Regions from separate parts of the Mus musculus genome. Here region 2 is linked to region 1. Evidence: chromatin loops called from intact Hi-C (ENCODE). Cell type or tissue: left cerebral cortex. All regions are shown on one strand. Each heading gives the region's core, and the rest is flanking DNA. Links, peaks and the distances in the headings are about the cores only. Region 1 holds the start of Serinc5 (serine incorporator 5). Region 2 holds the start of Zfyve16 (zinc finger, FYVE domain containing 16).

Evidence for each region. A loop is a pair of places that touch in the nucleus more often than their neighbours do. Peaks named below come from ENCODE experiments on the same cell type or tissue, not always from the same donor. Only the 100,000 strongest peaks of a DNase experiment are listed, where the experiment ranks them.
Region 2: a loop joins it to region 1, with 2.2 times the contacts of the local background. A loop is called at or near these places in 5 of 42 quality-filtered maps.

The regions. Positions count from the first base shown.
Region 1 is chr13:92,609,424-92,612,330 of GRCm38, forward strand. It overlaps Serinc5 (serine incorporator 5), which reads left to right and starts at 1,715. Exons shown (of 12, transcript NM_172588.2): 1 at 1,715-1,864. The coding sequence starts at 1,838. In left cerebral cortex, for the core only: CTCF peaks have their summits at 1,341 and 1,542; DNase peaks (open chromatin) are centred at 600, 1,610 and 2,230; H3K4me3 peaks cover 2,469 bases; H3K27ac peaks cover 2,490 bases.
Region 2 is chr13:92,528,998-92,531,904 of GRCm38, forward strand. It overlaps Zfyve16 (zinc finger, FYVE domain containing 16), which reads right to left and starts at 1,813. Exons shown (of 18, transcript NM_173392.4): 1 at 1,702-1,813. In left cerebral cortex, for the core only: no CTCF peak of the experiment used is centred there; a DNase peak (open chromatin) is centred at 1,882; H3K4me3 peaks cover 1,988 bases; H3K27ac peaks cover 1,336 bases.

The DNA of each region.
Region 1 (2,907 bases), core at 180-2,679:
GAGGCCATGTTATCCAGCCTGTTCTTAGGGAAGCTAAGAATTTGCAACTTCCTGACTCTGGAAGTTAAGGCTTTTGCTAACTTTTTTTTTTTGGGGGGGGGTATCTTAGTGTACATTTGACATGTCCACAAACTATTTATTATTTTTGGCATGTTGGGGAAGGAACTCATGCATGCTGGGAAGTTCTGTACAAAGGAGTTCCACGCCCTATCTCTCCAGGTCTTTAAGAGGCATGCTCTCTCTAGGATAGTGACATCAGTACTCAGAAACCCTCAAGCTAGTGCTTGCATAGGGCTGGCAAACAAACAAAAGCAAAACAGGAGTCCACTACGAGGTCTCTGATCCTAATCCAGTGACACTGGGACACTGGGTGAGGGGTCTCCTAAAAGAGTGGGTAAGTTCCAGCTCAAAGGTTTGGACAGTTTACCCCCCTCCCCCACCTCTTGGTCGGTTCCCACAAAGACAAACTCTTGGTGTCAGACCGGTTTCCCCAGGGGCTGAAGTTCTAAGTCTAGTGACCGCCCTGCAGCAAACAATGGAGCTCGCTGTGAAGCCCTGCGGAGGTCCTGGCTCTGAGTTACAGGCTGCCACCCAGCAGGTTGCTCCTCCCACACCTTCTTATTTTTAGTTACAGCCACTGTCTTCATAACTTTTCTTAACCGCCAAGTAGGGCTCGGTTGTGTGTGTTACTCTAAACTCCTGGATCTAAGACGCCAGAAGATTCAGCGTTGGTAATAACTAAAGCACGGATTATCAAAAACAGTTTTTTTTAGTTTCTATCTCCTAAAGTTCCCAAGACACTATAGGCAAAGGCTCTGTCCAGGGAAGGTCAAGTCCTGGGTTTTGTGCCTGAGGATCAGACGCTAGGCTAGGATTGTCAGCTAGGCGTTTTCACTTCCCAAGGCTTTAGGCAAGCTATTCAAGTTACTTATCCGCTGTCACTTTCCTCACACGGGTACAGCAATGTTTATCTGAAATACTCTTCCAACCAAAAAGGCATTGGTGTAAAAATCATACTAACAGAAATGGTTTTACATTTGAAGTAACCGTGAGAAGAGATTCAGGTAGAGAGCAAAACTTGGCACTCCCTTGGCATCCAACAAGCAAATGTTGGAATCCTCCTTTCAACGTGGGTCAGCTGAGAGGCAACTAGGACCCCAACCTAGGTTCCCAGATCGACTCTCGGTCAGAGTTCCGCGGGAACAGCAGGTGGAACAGCTAGGCGCCTGGGGAGACCTGGCATCTGAGGGGGTGCGGGAACAGAGGGGTTTCCCGAACGTGGATCTGGTAGATGCCTGAGGAGTAAGGCGATCGCAGTCCCATACCAGTGGCGCCCTCGTGGAGGGACCAGCGCAGGGCATTCGGGAGGGAGTCTTCCTCTAGGGCTACGGTTTTAACTACCAAAGGCAAGCGGATCTAGTTTACTGGATCCGGGGCGGAGGAGCGCCGCGAAACCCGGCGGGTCAGTAAAACCCGAGAGCTTGTAAAGACTGCATTCCCTTGGTCTAACTCCGGCGGAAGTGCCAGAGAGGAAGAAGCCCACTGTGCTGCCCGGAAAGGGGCGGGGCCATAGCCATCCGCCGGGCCGCTCAAGGGGCGGGGCCTAGGATATGGGGCGGAACCTACACTCGGGGCGGTCTTAGGGCGGAGCCTGTGGGGCGGGGCTTGGCGGCGGTTGTTTTCGGGCCAGGGTACGGGGCTCTCAGCTGGGCTGCTGGGCTCGGGGATAGGAAGCAAGACGAGCTTCTTCAGTCGCGCGCTCGCGGACCAAGCCGAGAGGGCCCGAGTGACGGGCCCAGCGGGCAGCGTCCCCGAGGCGAGGTCGTCGGCCGCGGTGATGTCTGCCCGGTGCTGTGCTGGCCAGGTGAGCGAGGCGGGCTGCCGCGCGGGTTATCAGAATCGCGGACACCGACGCGAGCCAAGCTCGAGTTCTGGAAACCCTGTGGGCGGGAAGGGACGCGGGGAAGCCCGAGAGGCAACCCCAGCGACCTCGGTGTTCGGCCTCCGGGATTCCGGGCTGGCAGGGCGAGCGGGTCTGGAGCTGAGGATCCCATCGGTTCCCAGGACGTGTCACCTCCGGTCGAAGCCTCGAGTAGTGGCTCTGAGTTCCGTAGCTCTCCTGCCACTGCACTGCCTGTGGGATAAATCCAGGAAAAACGTGGGGTTGGACAAGATCTCTGTTTCTGTACTCCGAGCACAACTGGTCAGTCCGAGCAGGGCGGCCGCGTTTGGCATCTCCAGGTCTAGAACATGGGGCTCTGTATTCACGAGAACGTCTGGATATCCGATTTGCAAACTCCCGGACACAAGTCTAGGCACAGGGAAGGCTCAGCCCTGCTTTATGGGTTTACCGACCGGACCCTACCCAACCCTGACTGGGCACGAGCCTTCGCTCCCTTCTTTGCAACTCATCTTGCTGGAACCTGTTTTGTAATCTTGCCAGTTAAATTCACGATATCCAAGCCATAGGAGGCTCCTAACTGGAGAGAATTATTAGGTTTTAGCCCTTTAATGCTAATTTCCCTTTTTTTTCCTGCAGGGTTAGAAAAACAACAGCGAACTAGGTAAAGCCATCTGGATGTCTTTCTCCCATGTTGTCTTTTTGTTAGGTTTTAAGGGGTTATAAAAAACAAAAACAAAACCTCGAATCTGATCGCGGTGGGTGGGCATTCAGGTGCAGGACTGGTCTTGTTTACTTTGAACGTCAGGACAATGGGAGCCAGCTGTACGTGCTGTAGGGGGTTAAGCTGTGTCTCTGGACCCATCAGGTTTAGTGGCCTATAGTAGTCCTGTCCTCTTAGAGGTGGCCCTGTATGTCAAGCTGGCATTTTTCAGAAATGAGGAAAGTGGGGCTTTTTGGTTTGAGTAAAATGATGCCCGTCCCCTCAATGTCTGGAAAGGAAGGAC
Region 2 (2,907 bases), core at 321-2,820, 80 kb before region 1:
GAAGTACCTTGAGAACATCCCGGGGAAGATGTCCAAGACACTGTTGAATGTAAGAACCTGGAATACAGAGAGGATTCTGAGATAAAGATTTGTAAATCAGTAATGCACCACTGTGAATGGAAGCGACCTAGGAAAAGATACAGAAGAATATAGAAGCCTGACATGAAACAACTAATGATCCCTAAACCTGTGTGCATAAAGCTATGACCTGGGTTACACATACTTCTGTAGAACTATCCAATACACAACGCTGAAAGAAAGAAAATCACAAAACTCTGTACAACATAAATCCATTTTCCACAAAAATTGTTAAAATAGTATTAGCAAGGGGGAAAATACGGAGGAACAAGTACTAAACTAAATCTAGTGTAGGGATTATGTAAGCCTTTCAAAGCTAAATTATGTCTCTCTACATTTTACTTAAAAAGAGAAAAGGAGATAATTTTATTATTTTCCTTAAAAATGATATAAAATATTCTAACAATATAAAAATAATAAAAATATATTAGAAGGCAGTTGGACACTAGACTGTAAGGGGTATAAAATTGTGAAAGACAGTAATATGATCATGAAGAAAATGTTCAATGTACATTAGAATTAGAATTTAAAAACAACCAAGATTTTTTAATATAATAAAGTATTTGCTTCATTGTATGACTATTTTTAAGTGAATATGTGAAGAAAAAAAAGAATTTCCAGAGTTTTAATTTTCAAAATGGTAAATATTCTGCATTAACAATTACATTTTCTTGAATATTTTTCAATTGTCATTATCTTCAACCATATAGGATACTATGTGTAATTGGCATTATGACTGGGGACAAAAAAATTAGTTTTATTTGTAAGGTAGCTACTTCAAAAGATTGTTTTTGCTCATATTATTATGTGTATAGTAAAAAAATGTAATGGGTATATGTGTACAGCTTTTAAAAACATGGGAAAGGTGAGCAACACTCTTATCATTTTAAGTTTAAAATGCAACAGGGGCCAAAAAAAAAAAAAAAAAAAAAAAAAAAGGACAAAGAAAAATGTCAAAATGGTAAGCGGCTGGTTACTTTTGCACGGTGGAATGGTGACTAGCTCATTCCTAATTCCCTCCTCTAATTTTTAAATAGCTTGCCACTAAATGTGTAGTTTAATATCAAAGAGAAGGGGGAAAAAAGAAGTTATGTGAAAAATCGGACAGACACGATCAAACCACTAAACTTTTGCCAACTCGAGAAATGCCAAACTCAGCCGAGTAAGTGACGGAACCGGATGACATCACCAACTTATTCTTTGAATTAAAAGATGAAGTTAATATTTAAATTTACGGGCTGGTTTTCTGACATGGCTAACCAAGAACATGAGTCTGGAATGTAACAAATTGCAATCACGGTCGCACAAACAGGTTAACTGTTAAAAGTTAAGGTCATCTCTTCAGAGGCACCAAAGACAGCGAGCGAACACTGAGGCATCAGTGAAACGGAGGAGGCGGCGACAACAGGCGCCGCGGGGACTCGCGGGATCCAGTGCGGCCCGACCCGGCCCAGCCCAGCCCGCGATGGGGTCGGGTATCTCGGCCGCACAGAGCCCAGGGTGGCAGGCGGGTCCCGGAGGAAGGCGAGGCCGGGCCGTCGCAGCCTAGCGAGTCCGAGGCCGCCCCGCCCCTCCGCCCGCAGTACGCTGAGGAGAGGCCGGTGGCGGCTCCGAGGCTCTTACCTCCCCACACCCCGCCGAGCTCTCGGGGACTCGACGCGACGCCGCAGTGAGGCGTGAAGAGTAACCCGGCCACGACACCCAGGACAGCGCGACGCCAGCCTAGAGCTCGTCCCCAGCCGACCTAGCAGAGAAGGGCGCAGGCGCAGAGAATGCTTCCCGCTGCCACGCCCCCTCCGGGAGGCTTGATCTATGCGCATGCGCGCTGCTCGGGTCCGAGCCAGTCCACGCGGGCGCGCCGGAAGTGGCCAGGCGACTCCGTTGGGATCCTGCGCTCGGACGCTGTTCCAAGGACGCTCTTCTGCTGGCCTCAGGAGGTGACTAGTGCCACAGCTCAGCTGACCCGGCACTCCGGTTTGCACCAGCCAAATCCAGCGGCCGACACTGTATCTCACCTCCGGGCAGCTCCTAAATGCCGGTCCTTGGGTGAGCGGATTGGCCGACGCCGCCCTGCACTTCTGGCTGTACTTCTGCATTTCCAACCCTCTGTAGCCTCCAGAGCGGCTGCTGTCTAAAACCAGAAGCCAGCTACCCTCTCGGAAGGAGATGCCCGATGCCTCGCGCGCGCTCTCTGCTTCGGCCTTCGCATTTTCACCACGAGTTTTCTAAAATTCAAAGAGAGCGAAGAGAAAATTAGTATCCGGACCAGCTTGGGGACTGCTGGCTCGCCTAGGCTTTCGAGAGATTACAAGCGTTATCGCTGCTGTGATTTGTACTCAAGAGACTTCACAGTCAGAGCTCAGGTCCTCAATTCAGTAATTGGCAACTGTAGTTTATCTTTCAGAGATTCTGCATCTCTACTTCTGGTTCCCCTTCTAAACTCTGATTTTTGCCAAGAGCAAAACTTTTGGTTGTGTAAGGTGACTGGCCTGTTCTTTGACAGACAATGCAAAAGAGATGCTTCGCTTACATTAGCTAATTAATCTTAAGAATAATTCCACAAGGGCTGGAGAGATGGCTCAGCCGTTAAAGGCTAGTCTCACAACCAAAAATATAAGAATAATTCTACAAAGTACAGTGTGTATTTTCACTTTTATACGTTGGACACTGTCACAGATAAAATGGGGCCGTCGTCTTTTTGGAACCTCAATTCAGAAGCAGTGGCTTGTGCATACAAATTAGGGGCAAAAGTATATAGTACAATGTAAGGACAAATAAGAGTTATTTTAAATGAACAAAACAACATTTTAAAGTATATGCAAATCAGTT